Linked DNA regions of Mus musculus: region 1 is linked to region 2. A link is a contact called in ENCODE Hi-C or POLR2A ChIA-PET data. All regions are on one chromosome and are shown on one strand. Each heading gives the region's core, a stretch centred on a gene start or an enhancer-like site at or near the end of the contact. The rest is flanking DNA. Distances are from core to core; before and after follow the strand shown.

Region 1 (6,818 bases), core at 153-2,652, 41 kb before region 2:
GGTGACCTCCCACCATATAATGCCGTGGTAAAAGTCTTCGTCAGTTTCGGGCACTGTAATCTTTTGTTTCCCAGACTCTAGAACTGTGAGAAATAATTTATCTATGTAAGAAATTAAGCTAGGTTTTGAAGCCACAGGAGTTTGAATGTATGTAAAGTCCTCATGCTTATCTCCTTCAGATTAAGATGCCTGGAATTAGCTCCTCCTGCCTCAGACTCTGGGAGCACTGGCATCACAAGTGTGTGCTTTGCCGTTATTCTTGCTAAAATAAAACTACATGGAACATTTACTATAAAAACAAAAGAGAAGAGGTATTGAGTTAGGTCCTGGTGTAAAAACTGGTCATGAGCATTTTGAGGAAATGCATTATTGTAATAAGTACTGATTTCAATAGTTGGTGCTTCCCTTCATGGGAGAGGAAAAGAGAAGCCAGCGTCACTGGCACCAAATATGAATGGTATCTGGATGGTCTAATCTTACCGTAGCCTTTGGTTTGAGGCTTGTAAGGCATGGAAGTGTTCGAATTAGTACATCTGTTTATATGTATATATCGGAAAAGACTGGAGTTTGGCAGCTGAAACCCCTTCCTGTGCCCGTTCTCAGTACCATCCTCGGAGGGCCCGGGAGGAAAGGTCACCCTCGCAGGGGCCCGGCGATGCTAAGCTGCTCCTGATTGCCCAGGGCTAGCCGCTCCGAGCCTTGAGATAATTTCTGCAGGCTATTGCCGGCTCAGCCCGACTCGGGCGGTGACACCCTAAAAAGGCCTCCCGGGCCCTTCCATAAAGTCAGACCTGAGTGAAACGTTTCGGTGAAATTTGTCAAAGGTCCCTTTATCGAGGTTACTGCAAACACAGAAACAATTCTTGGGCTTATTAGTTGACACATCTTACACAAGGTGGGTTCGTGTGAACCATGGAGGCTGAGAGTTTTCACAACATATCTTCTCTCCTTTAACCGTTTAATAGGTAACGGGCCATTTCTACCTTAAAAAACAAACGGATCTGCAGCCCAACTTTTCCGGACGTGGTACGACTGCCGCTTTCTTTACGTATTTCCGCTTCTGCTCATGTGACCAGGGTACAGCGTCCACTCCTTCCTATCGCCGCTCCTTCCTGGTCCGCAGACCGACACGTCACTGCTCGGCTCTCAACCAAACTGTTCAGAGCACGCTCTTTCCGCGCGTTTCGCTTTCCCGCGCCGGCCTATCACAGTTCGGTGGGACTTCATAGTCACGCCTCTCAACAGGGTGAATGACAGTCACATTGTCCATTCAAAAGGAGGAATCCAGACTCGATCCACGCCCTCGAAATGACAGACAGAACCGTTATCCTGTCGGTCCCCTGAAATATACATCGACGGAGGCTAGCCAATGCGGAGCGGGCAGGGAGGCGGGCCTTGGCTGCTGTCAGGGTTGAGTGCGCCGCTGAACGGATGGCAGGGGGAGCAGAGTGGGTTCCTGAGGAGCATCCGTGAGGTGAGAAACTCTGGGGTAGCGCTAGAGGATTAGCGGCAGGTGCCGCGCGGGCTGTTGGCCGGCCCGAACGAGGTGCTGGACACAAGCCTGTAGAGGTGGGGAGCAGAGCCTGCCTGCGGCCTGGGCGGAGGAGGGGGCGTGGAGTGTGAGATGGGGACGTCCAGGCATTGGGGCACCAGACGATCTGAGGAAGGGTCTTGGCAGAGCAATGCACTCTGGCCATGAGGGCGTGGGGCACAGGATCCTGGGACTAGCTTGGAAGGGCCACGCGGAGTGTGCTGAGATAGTGGGTTCGAAGTCAGTGAGGGTGCACAAGATGACGTGGAAACGTATGTGGGAAAACCACCGAGGCTGCAGCCCTAGAATTTAGAGCTCGGGTGGGTCAAGGCTTGCAGACACAGCTGAGAAGCAGAGAGATGATGAGCAGATAAGAAAAGCGTCCTTTCCCTTTCTGTACCCTATCGGTGTGTGGAGATTGCCAAGAACGGTATGAAAACTCGCAGTGTTTAGCTTTAAAGTCCAGGTTTTAGCACTCTCGCTGCCTTTGCTTACTCTTCAGGTGTGTGGATCATATTAGCTCAGTGGTGTTTAGTTTCCATGTCACTTATCTCCTGAGAACAACTACAAACCCAAGAGATGGGACTGAGTTGTTCACTTCCCAGAATTAGTGCGTGATAAGCCTTCCCTTTGGAATTATAATTAATCACACCAGCCCAAACTGCTCTTTTGGTATAGTTAATTAAAGGAAAGATGTTAGACTTCGCAGTGTGAGTCTTCGTGTTTTCCATTTTGTCCAGTGTTTTCCTTTTGCAACCCCCTGGTCCCTGGAAAGAAGGGAACAAGATAATGCAGTTTCCCCTTTCCCAGCATAGTTTTGAACAGTGCTACGTTTTCTCAGTTGCCACACTCTTTGTTTCTTAGTCCTTAACATACCAATTGTCTATAATTGATCACCATTCTGAACTGTCTGCAGATTGCTTCCCTTACCACCATTCCAAAATTTATTCTGGTCTAGAAGAAACAAAATTATTATTATTATTATTGTAATTTTGCTCTAGATTTTCATCTGGTGCTCCAAGTTCTCTCTGGGTCATGAAATGAGTTACAGGGAAATAGACCTGAGCAGTAGTTACAGTTTGAACTTTGAAAATGAATATGTAGTGGGTGGCCTGAGTATATTTCTCTCTTGAGTGCATGGATTGAACTTGCATTAGTGACCACCTGCTCTTTAGTTGGCCAGAGAGCATGCACACTGGGATTTGGAACAGAAAAAAGCTTGTAGCCAATCAATTGAGGCTTAGATTTATAGCTGGAAATTATGTCTAGTCAGTCATGATTTCTAGATTTCTCCTTTCACTTCAGTAAGTAATGTTCATTTCCACTTTCCCTCCCTTCCCACTTACCTTCCTGCCCAAATTACCTCCCCCTCTTTCCCCACCTTCAGCCCCACTTAACTTTCTCTGTGGCAGGGTCTCACATTAACCCAAACTGACTCAGAACTTAACTGGGTCCATGCTGAACTCAACAGTACAGTGATCCTCTTCCTCAGTATCACCAAGTGTTGGGAATCTAGACATGGGCTAGTGTACCTGGCTTGTACGCTCTCCTCTCATGCCCACTTATGTTTCCGTGATTATTTTCTTTTTCCCTTTTAACAAGTACCTTTGTTTGGTTTTCCCTCTTTCTATTTTCACGTCCTTTTCTACTTTCCTTTCTCCTCCACTTCTGTTTCTTTCTGATCCTTGTGTCTTACTTTTGCTAGTTGTACTTGGTTGCTGTGCAACTAGGAAACAGAATTGTGGGTGGAATATATATTTCTTTTTGTAGTACTGAAAGATGGAAACCAGGGCTTTTTTGCCTTCTAGGCAAATACTCCGTTGTTGAATTACATGGGCAGCCCTTTTAAATAATTTTATCTTGGGACAGGCTCTCTCTAAACTGGAGCCTTTGATTCTTCTGTCCCAGTCTCTTAAATACCTGGGATTATAGACGTGTGGAGTGTGTGTTTTGAGTACTCTTTTTTGTTCTTTTATTTTTGGCAGAAAGGCAATATAACTAGGTTACTGGTAACTCTGATTGGCCTAGAATGTGCTTTGTAGATCAGATTGGCCTGCCTCTACCTTCTAAGTATTGGGATTAAAGGCGTGTGCCACTAAGCATGGCTCTCCCTTTTTCATTTTGACATATAAATCTAATAATGTTTGCTTCTTCCCTGTACATCAGTCTGTAGTCCCAGGTTGGGTTACCTCTGTGGTGTTTTTTGTAGCTCACGTATATTCTATGGTTCTTAACCATCATAAAAGATTAAAGCTAATTTAAGTAAATTTAGTATATTCAGTATCTTACAGTCTTGACTTTTTCCATTTTAGGTATTTGAATATCATCAGTTGCCACCCATTGATGTCAAGATGACTAAGCTTGGATTTTTGCGATTGTCCTATGAGAAGCAGGACACACTTCTAAAGCTTCTCATCCTGTCGATGGCTGCTGTGTTATGTGAGTCTGCGTACGCTTCTCCCCTTGGAGCTGGGATGATGAGAACATTAAAAACAGCTTTTAAAACATGGCTTATTCTTTTAGCAGATGGCTCCTCCTTTTTTTTTTAAAATTATTTATTTATTCTATGTATATGAGTATACTGTTGCTATCTTCAGACACACCAGAAGAGGGCATCGATCCTATTACAGATGATTTTGAGCCACCATGTGGTTGCTGGGAATTGTACTAAGGACCTCAGGAAGAATAGTCAGTGCTCTTAATGGCTGAGCTATCGCTTCAGCCCAAGATTGCTGTTCTTTTTGCCATTTCTCAGTGGTATAATTTTTTAAAAATTTTATATATTTTTTTTACTTTACATCCAGTTCACTGTTTCCTTTCTGTGTCACTGGCATAATTTTATGAAGACAAAATAACTCAAGAAATGTAAACCTTAGGCTGTTGATAGGAAAAACAGGAAGTATTCTGTGCTGGTTCTGTTTTCTCATTGGGTGAAAGAAAGTAGAAGCTATCAGATGTTGAATTTAAAAAAAAGAGTATTCTTTTAAAATTTTACGTGCAATGGTGTTTTTGCTTCTATCTATCTATCTATCTATCTATCTATCTATCTATCTATCTGTGTGAGGGTGTTGAATCCCCTGGAACTGGAGTTATAGACAGGTATGAGCTGCCATTTGAGTGCTGGGAATTGAACCCAGGTTCTCTGGAAGAGCAGTCAGAGCTCTTAACTGTTGAGCCATCTCTCTAGCTTCCAGGTGTGTTGTAAAAGATTTATCTTCAACTCTGTTGTCTCTAATAGTTGCTAGTACTATCTTGACATGATCTAGGATCACCTAGGAGACAAGCCCAGGGCACTGCAGTGAGGAATTACCTGGATGAGGTTTATTGAGGTCGGAAAGACCATCTAAATGGGATGATGCTTTTCTGGGCCCTGAATTGAATTGAAAAGAGGAAGAGAGCAGAACAATTAATGCTTCTTCCTGATTGGTCTCAGTGTGATCTGTTGCTATAAGCTCTGCCATCCCTCTTCTCTGCATATTGCTCCCTCATCCTAGAACTGTGAGCCCAAATGAACCTATTCTCTCTTACATCAGGGTATTTATCACATCACTAGGAAAAGTAATTTGTTTGAGGCAGAGTTGCTACTTACCCAGTTTGGCTTCAACTCCTCTCTTGGTCGGTCTTCCAAGTGCTGGCGTTGTAAGCAAACACAACTGCACCTTAGTATTTCTCAAATTCTTTTGAAAATTTACTGCTTTTAAAGCTTTCTCAGCTCTTCATGAGTCAAATATATATCCTTGCTTGATAATATTCCAAGATTAAAATAAGAGGGAGATGAGTAAAAGATGTAAAAATGGGCAAAATCACATGAAAGATGGCCAAATTCAGTATTAGGTAAATATGATCTGATAGGCTTTGTGTAATACAACAGTTAAAAGTATCCCATTTAAGTGAAAACATGTAGACACTTTTGTCAGACTTGTAGTGTCTCTTCTAGGTGGTGAGAAGTGGATGAAGATTTCATTCAAGAACTATTTTGCGTCTTCTGACTCCAGTGCTAAAGAATTGTAGCTTCCCCATAATGCTGCTGTTTACCTTCTCTTGTTCTGTAATAGCATGCCACTAATTACAATATTCATTCTCTGGATTTTGTAGCTTTTTCTACTCGTCTTTTTGCTGTGCTGAGATTTGAAAGTGTCATCCATGAGTTTGATCCGTGAGTACCTTTGCTCTGACATTATTTCCTTCTAGAGATGTTGAAGTTTGTGCGTTTTTTATGTGTTTATGTTCCAAATAGTTCTTCAGTGGTGGAGATTTTTTTCAGCACATTTAAAGGAAGACTTTGTCAAGGTTTCCAAGTGAGTCTTAAGATCTCAAAAATGTAATAGACTTTGTTGTTAAGCCTTGAGGTCTGGCTAGGCTAAGAGAAATCTGGCTTTTTATTTTGACCAAGTGCAGTAGTGCACCTTAAGGGAAAGAGTCCTGGAGTACATTTAAATCTAGAAAGGATATTACAAGTCATGAACTTGAGATCATAACTTCTTTTCCATTTATTTATATAGTAGAAATTGGGCTTATTATTAAATTCTATGGCATTAAAAATATTAAAGCTATGAGAGCATGGTATTGTGACAAATGCCTATCATCCTGGACTGTATAGTGAGAGTCTCTCTCAAAAAATTAAAAAAAAGCCAATACAAATTAAAATTTAAAAAATTTGGGCTTAGTGGCACATGTTTTTAATCCTAGCACTTGGGAGGAGAGGCAGGCAGATCTCTGAGATCAAGACCAGGTTGGTTTACATAGTGAGTTCCAGGCCAGCTAAGCCTTCAAGGCAGTACCGTGAAATCCTGTCTCAAAAGAATGAAATGAAACAAAAACCAGTGTGGGCTGGAGATGGTTAAGAGTACACACTGCTTTTGCAGAGGGTCCACATTTAGTTTCCAGCACCCGGGTAAGATGGCTCACTACCACGAGGCCTCTGACATCTTGAGACACCTTCATAAACACATAGTTAAAAAAATATGCTGGGCGTGGTGGCGAACGCCTTTGATCCCAGCACTTGGGAGGCAGAGGCAGGCGGATTTCTGAGTTCGAGGCCAGCCTGGTCTACAAAGTGAGTTCCAGGACAGCCAAGGTACACAGAGAAACCTTGTCTCGGAAAAAAAAAAAAACCAAAAAATAAAAAAATAAAAATAAAAAAAATATATATATGTTGAAAAAAAAACCCTTCGAAGACCTAAATAAAAAAATCTAAGATTTTGTTTATTAGATTAAAAAAGATATGGTAAAGCCTTCAGTAGTATTAATAACTAACATTAGCTGCGTGTGGTGGTGGTGATGCCTG
Region 2 (6,410 bases), core at 2,344-4,843:
CTCAATGCATAGCTGGGTATAGCATTCCAGACTGGCGCTCTTTACATTATAAAGGCACTGGCCCACTGTTCTAATGTTGAGAAATGGCAGTTATTTTGATGAGTATTTGTCTATTCTTTGCCCCAGATCTTTTTTGCATCTTTTTTGTGGGTGTTCACTGTCCTGGGTACTCTGGATTTTCATGTGTGCATAGTCAAATTTTTCTGTTTTTTTTTTTTTTTTTTTCAAACAGTTATATATGGATTCCTCCAATTCTCTGATAAGGCTAATTAAAACGTTCATATTTTAGGCAACATGGTATGACACTTGAAATATTTAAATTTTTGTGTTTGGGTGTTTTACCACATATATGTGTATCATGTGCATTCCTAGTACCCATAGAATCCAGAGGAAGACATCAGATTCCTGGCACTGGAGTTATCGACAGTTGTGAGTTGCCATGCAAGTGCTCGGAATTGAACCCTTTGTAAGAACAGCCATTGGTTTTAACTGTTGAATTAACTCCCCAGTCCATGATGAAGTTATTTGAGTGTGGGGCTTTCTGAGTCAGTTTTCTAATAGTTTCTTAGTTGCTCTTCTTTATTCTACCTTTTTGGAGATTTCCTCAGCTGTATTTGTGGTCTTGCTCTGTTTTCCCCTCCCTCCCTCCCTCCCTCTCTTTTTCCTCCCTTCCTCTTCCCTCCCTCTCCCCTTTTGTATGTTGTGCGTAGGTTTAAGCCCAGGGCCCTGTGCATGCTAGGTAAGCACTCTTAACAGTGAGCAACATCTCTTAATTTCAACCATATTTAAAAAAAATAACTTTTTTCTTTTCTGCTTTCATATTTCTAAAGTCTTAAGCACTCTTGTTTAGAGATCTCTTTTGTCCCATTGTTTTGCTGCCTTTCCAATTAAAGACTTTTCCAAATTCTTGGCTGACTGCTTTTTTCAGACTGGGTGGTCTAAAGTGTTATGGAGAATGTGTGCATATGCTTTTTAATGTACTATGATCAGGCTGGGCTGGCACACTGAGAAGTTGTTGATATTGGTGTTAGATTTCCTTTTTCTTCCATAATATGTGTTAACTTTCCTTCTTTCTTTTGTACATAAGATTCAGGATTTCTGTCCTTTTATTCAAGGATATTGGCCAGGCTGTTGCCTTTCTAGGTTAAAGTAGAAAAGGAAAGCATATTGGTTCAACTCTCAGTACATACACTTAAATTTAAATGCTATTTTCAGGATAGCCACACCTTTTACTATGTCTACTTTATAGTTTAGCAATCATTTACTATCTCAAACCTTACTAGTAGCTTTGGGGAAGAGCTCTTCCTTGGTTATAGAGCTCTTCCTTGGTTATACAACAGGAAGTGTTTAGAGATCTCTGCTTCATAGGTAGTCGTGTGACTGCCCCATTTTGACCTTCATATTCAGAGTTGCCTGGTGTCCTCATTTCAATTCTGGGCTTCCCACGATGCATGTCAAGTCACTTTCCTGTACTGTCATTGGTGTCTTTGGGATTAATCATTATTTTGTGTTTGTTACCTTTTATTTTCAGTAGGCTTTCAGTTTTCCCAAAATTTCTCATACTCAGAAAGGAATAGAGGGTATTGTTTATGTGGCCCCTCCCTCCTTTAAAGTCAGTCTCATGTAGCCTAGGTTAGATTCAAATTTAGGGTGGCTTTGAATTCCTGATCTTTCTCCATCTCCCTCCGAAGTGCTGTGATTACAGGCAAGTGTTATGCCTCGTTTCACTACTATTCCTTCCTAACTAATTTTAGGGAGTTTTATCATGAGTCCTCCTACTCCCCACCTCTCTTCACTTTCAGTTACTCCTCTGTGTCTGAACAGTTTTCTTTTAATCGATTCAGACACATTAGGTGTTTTGAGACAGTATTTAATTTATTCCAGGTTATCTTTGAGCTTTCTATATAACCAATGTGAACCTGAACTGGTCTTCCTACATTCACCTCCCTGTTGTTGGTATAGGTGTACACACAAACACATAAACACACACACACACACACACACACACACACACACATATACACACTCTTCTCCAAGTCAGAACTCTGATACTGTGTCTTTTCCAGGAAATAAGACATTGATTCCATTTAAGACTAGAGGAACCTAGATTCCATTTAAGAGCACTTGGGAGGCAGAGGCAGGTGAATTTCTGAGTTCGAGGCCAGCCGGTCTACAGAGTGAGTTCCAGGACAGCCAGGGCTACACAGAGAAACCCTGTCTCAAAAAACCAAAAAAAAAAAAAAAAAAAAAAGACTAAATCAACCTCTTGTAGATTTCAGAATATACACAGGAAATCACAAAGAAATGGAAATAATCTAATAGCTTGTTTTTAATTACACGAACCCTAAACTGATAACATGGTTTAAGTTTAAACATTTCCAGGTTAGATTTCATGGAGTTGGAGATGTAGCTCAGAGGCAATGCACTTGACTAGCCAGCACATGGTTTCATTGTTTCCTTATTTTTTGTATCCAAGTCCCTTTTCTTAGAATTGACATTTCTCTATTATGAGACTTTTGTATGCTTGGCAGGCATTCTACCATTATGCCATAAGTCTAGCCTAGTTAAGGAATATTGATTGTGCTCCCCAACCCACCTCCTTTTTTTTTTTTAGATAAGATCACACACACTCACACACCCTTGGCTCAGGCTGACCAACCTGAATCACTTTCCCTGGCTCAACCTCCCTAGACTGAGGTTATAGATGAGTCACCATTAAGTCTACTTTGCTGTTTGTTTTTTCTTGAAAGCGAGCATCTTGGTTGGGTATCTCCTGCTTTATCTCTATAGTGTGGTGGGCCACCGTGCTTGTTTAAGAAAGCTAGTACAGGCAAATAGTCGTGTGTCCCCCCCCCCCCAAAAAAAAAAAAAAGATTTAACTGGTTCTGGAGCCTCCTGTTCAGGCAATATTGGTGACTCTCACTGCACTTTCCCCTCACACATCCGCGGCGATGTGGTTTTTTTTCCCCTTCGTTTTTTTTTTTTTTTTTTTGGTAAGACTAACCCTGTATAACTCGGATTGCCTTGAACTCAAGATCTTCTTGCTTACGCTTCCCAAGTTCTAGGTCTACAAGCATGCACCACCACACTTGCTTTCCTTCGTTTTTTTTTTTTTTTTTTTTCAGAATTCCAGCAGCAGTTGCTAGCTTCTCAATTCGAATACTAAGGGGGGCACAATTGAGTTTACAGAGCACTCTGTGTCGCTTAGTTTGAGCCTTCCTCCCTGGGGCTCCGAGGTCAAGAGCAGGTCGGTTTACGTACTTAACGGTGCAGCCTTTGCAGGCTCTGAGTGGCAGGGAACCTGGGTTCTTGGCCCAACTGGTGGCGCAGTCTGGATGGAGGCTTCGGTGCCTCTGTGGAGCAACGTAAGGCGTGGCACACGCCCCGTGCCATTTCCATTTCATTCGGACTCAGAGATCAGTTCTCACCAAAGCAGTCGTCAATACCAAATCTGGTCAGCTTGTGTCTTAACTACGGCCACATCAGAATTTCAGCCAGTATTAGAAGGAAGGGTCCTTGCGCGGTCGGTCTACTGAAGTCGCTCCTCTGCAGAGCCTGGGATAGGACAACGCGCGCCGGCCCGCTTTACGGCAGAGGTGTGCGCTTTTGCGACAGCATGACGCAAGCAGGTTTTGGCGGGAAAAGCTGTGCATTTGGATTCCTGTGGCAGCTGGCAAAGGACTGCTTGGTGAGAAGGGCGTCCTGAACAGTGGGAAAGAACTCCAGCAAAGGACCCAGAGGGCTTGTTTAGTGTGGACGGGCGCGGGGAGGGAGTGGTCCAGACTAGCAGAGAGGTGGGAGGGCCGCCCGGAGCCCGGGCTGGAGCGGGTGGCCCGTGGCTCTCCAGCATAAAGGGACCAGAGCGATTGTAAGGCTCCGGGGTTCGCATGCTTTCCCGGCTCTAGGGGTCCCTGCCTCCCGCTTCTCTCCGCGGCTTGGCCCCGCCCTGTTCCCTCCCGGTGCTGGGGACACGTGCCGTTGGGGTGGGAATTGGAAGTGAGCGGGTGGGAGGAGGGGCTGCTCTGGCAGTAATTACCGTAGTTACACCCAGCTGCTCCCCACCCCCGCACCCTGACCTGCCCGCAACTCCCTTTCCGGATCATTCACCCGAAAGCTCTTGTCTTGCAACCCTGGAGCCAAGCAAGTGCTCAGTTTTGCATAAAGGCGGACGGAGGACAAACGTGGAAACAGGATTTGTGATAAACAGGACAAAATGTTCAAGTTCAGTATTATGACGTGGGTAAATATGGTTCAGATGTAAGATGAAAAGAAAGTCGTGCGGAATCATAGCAGGAGACATGGCTCAGTGGCATTACAGGTGATGAGAGTTTACACTCATCCCCAGTATTTTCTGGGATCCTGCATTTTACAGTCGCTGTGCTTGGAGTCATGGCAGTGCCTTTTGTGGAAGACTGGGATTTGGTGCAAACTTTGGGAGAAGGTGCCTATGGAGAGTAAGTTTGAGTCCTCATTTTAATTTTTTATTGCAGTGTGTGTCTGTCTGTCTGTCTGTCTGTCTGTCGTGCTATGGTGCGTGCACCTGTGGAGGTCAGAAGACAACTTGCAGGAGCTGGTTCTGTTGAAGGTTTGGAGGGATCATTAGGCCTGACAGCAAGAGGCTTAACCTGCCTGGCCATTACCATGGTCTTCCTAATTTAAATATTACCTGTTTGTTTGCTTTAGTTTTCCACCTGTTGTCTGAGTACACACTTTAAAAAAAGTCCTTTATTTCAAGTGGCAAAGAGCATGGATATTCGCATTTGTACATCAAGGCTCTGAGTGAGTGAAGCACATCCACACCTGTTCCTCCTCTTTTGTGATGGTAGACATTGAACCTAGTGCATCACTCATGCTGGGCTTATGCTCTGCCATGAGCTACATTTCTAGGCCTGTAAAACACCAAATTTCTTCTTACATTTGTTTTTGTTCAGATCAAAATCTTGTTAAATTGCCTAGGTTGGCCTTGAACTTGTACACTGTAGCCTCCCAGGTAGGTATGACAAGCCTGTGCTTGACGGTCCAATTTCTTTTCTTTCTTTTTTTTTTTTAATTTTACTTTTATAAAATTTTCTTTTATAAAAGAATTGTTTTCCTAACAAATCATGTGTCTTAGAATTTTAAATGAGATAATGAAAAGACCCTGGCGGCATCCTGCCTAATTTCAGATCTCCACACTCAGCTGATCCTGGTTGTATTTGTGTTCTTTTTTTTTTTTTTTTGGTTTTTTGAGACAGGGTTTCTCTGTATAGCCCTGGCTGTCCTGGAGCTCACTTTGTAGACCAGGCTGGCCTCGAACTCAGAAATCCGCCTGCCTCTGTCTCCCGAGTGCTGGGATTAAAGGCATGTGCCACCACGCCTGGCTGTATTTGTGTTCTTGAGCAAGCTTTATGTGCCTTTGTTTCTTCATCTGATGATAGAATTAATGGTTCTTACCTTAAAGATGTGTTCAGTAGTTGGCTCAGGCATATATGCATGAGATTAATAAGTGTAAAGTAATGCTGTTGTATTACTAGATCATGTGTATATGTGATGTATTGTAGACTTGCTATTGTCTTTCAAAGCATGGTCAGTTATTAGATAACTTGCAAGCACAAGGTTTCCAAGTTTCCAAGACTTTCTTGGAGCATTAATGGCAATGCTTCACATTTGTCTCAATGCGTCTGAGAACATAGCAGAGGCCATTTCATTTTCCTTGATGAAGAAAGGAAGAATAGTTTGGGGTGTGTTACATCTAACTTTTTGAAGCTTTTTTTCTTAAGATTTATGCATTTTTAAAATATGGATGAGTGTTTGCCCACAGAGGGCCAGAAGTGTGGGATTCCCCCAGAACTGGAAATTACAAATGATTGTGAGCTACCATGTGGGTGCTGGAAACGGCTGAGGTCTGAAGCAAGTGCTCTTACATGCTGAGCCTTCTCTCCAGGCCCCCCCTCAGGTATCCCCACCCCTCAGTTTTGTTTGTAGAGAGAATAAATATCTCATTGGCACCAAACTCCAAGAGCTCTGCTTGCCTCTGCTTCTCAGAGACACCTCCACCCGCTGCTAGGGTTTTGCTTTTTTTGTTTTTTTTCTTTGAAAGTTTCTTTGTAGTCTAGGCTGTGTTTGAACTTGGACCCTTTTGTCTCTAGAATGCTGGAATTACAGGTGTGTATCAGTAATCTTTTGAAGAGTTAGGAGAAAGGGAATTCTGAGGTGAAAATGTTGTAACTTTTTCTCTCTTTCTTTTTAAGAGTTCAACTTGCTGTGAATAGAATAACTGAAGAAGCTGTTGCAGTGAAAATTGTAGACATGAAGCGGGCCATAGACTGTCCAGAAAATATTAAGAAAGAGATCTGCATCAATAAAATGTTAAGCCACGAGAATGTAGTGAAATTCTATGGCCACAGGAGGGAAGGCCATATCCAGTATCT

The links. A loop is a pair of places that touch in the nucleus more often than their neighbours do. ChIA-PET counts read pairs that join two places held with the same protein, here RNA polymerase II (POLR2A).
Region 1: a loop to region 2 is called in a map of heart, with 4 times the contacts of the local background. The contact joins the promoter of Stt3a here to the promoter of Chek1 in region 2. A Hi-C loop is called at or near these places in 11 of 37 maps with a recorded cell type or tissue (T-helper 17 cell, adrenal gland, gastrocnemius and 3 more). POLR2A ChIA-PET finds 5 or more read pairs at or near these places in 3 of 5 experiments (Patski and embryonic stem cell).

The regions. Positions count from the first base shown.
Region 1 is chr9:36,762,206-36,769,023 of GRCm38, reverse strand. Stt3a (STT3, subunit of the oligosaccharyltransferase complex, homolog A (S. cerevisiae)) reads left to right here and starts at 1,402. Exons shown (of 18, transcript NM_008408.5): 1 at 1,402-1,474; 2 at 3,844-3,970; 3 at 5,627-5,687. The coding sequence starts at 3,883. Gm26787 (predicted gene, 26787) reads right to left here and starts at 1,137. Exons shown (of 4, transcript NR_166654.1): 1 at 984-1,137.
Region 2 is chr9:36,723,841-36,730,250 of GRCm38, reverse strand. Chek1 (checkpoint kinase 1) reads left to right here and starts at 3,593. Exons shown (of 13, transcript NM_007691.5): 1 at 3,593-3,688; 2 at 4,373-4,454; 3 at 6,231-6,410. The coding sequence starts at 4,390. Stt3a (STT3, subunit of the oligosaccharyltransferase complex, homolog A (S. cerevisiae)) reads left to right here. Exons shown (of 18, transcript NM_008408.5): 18 at 1-907.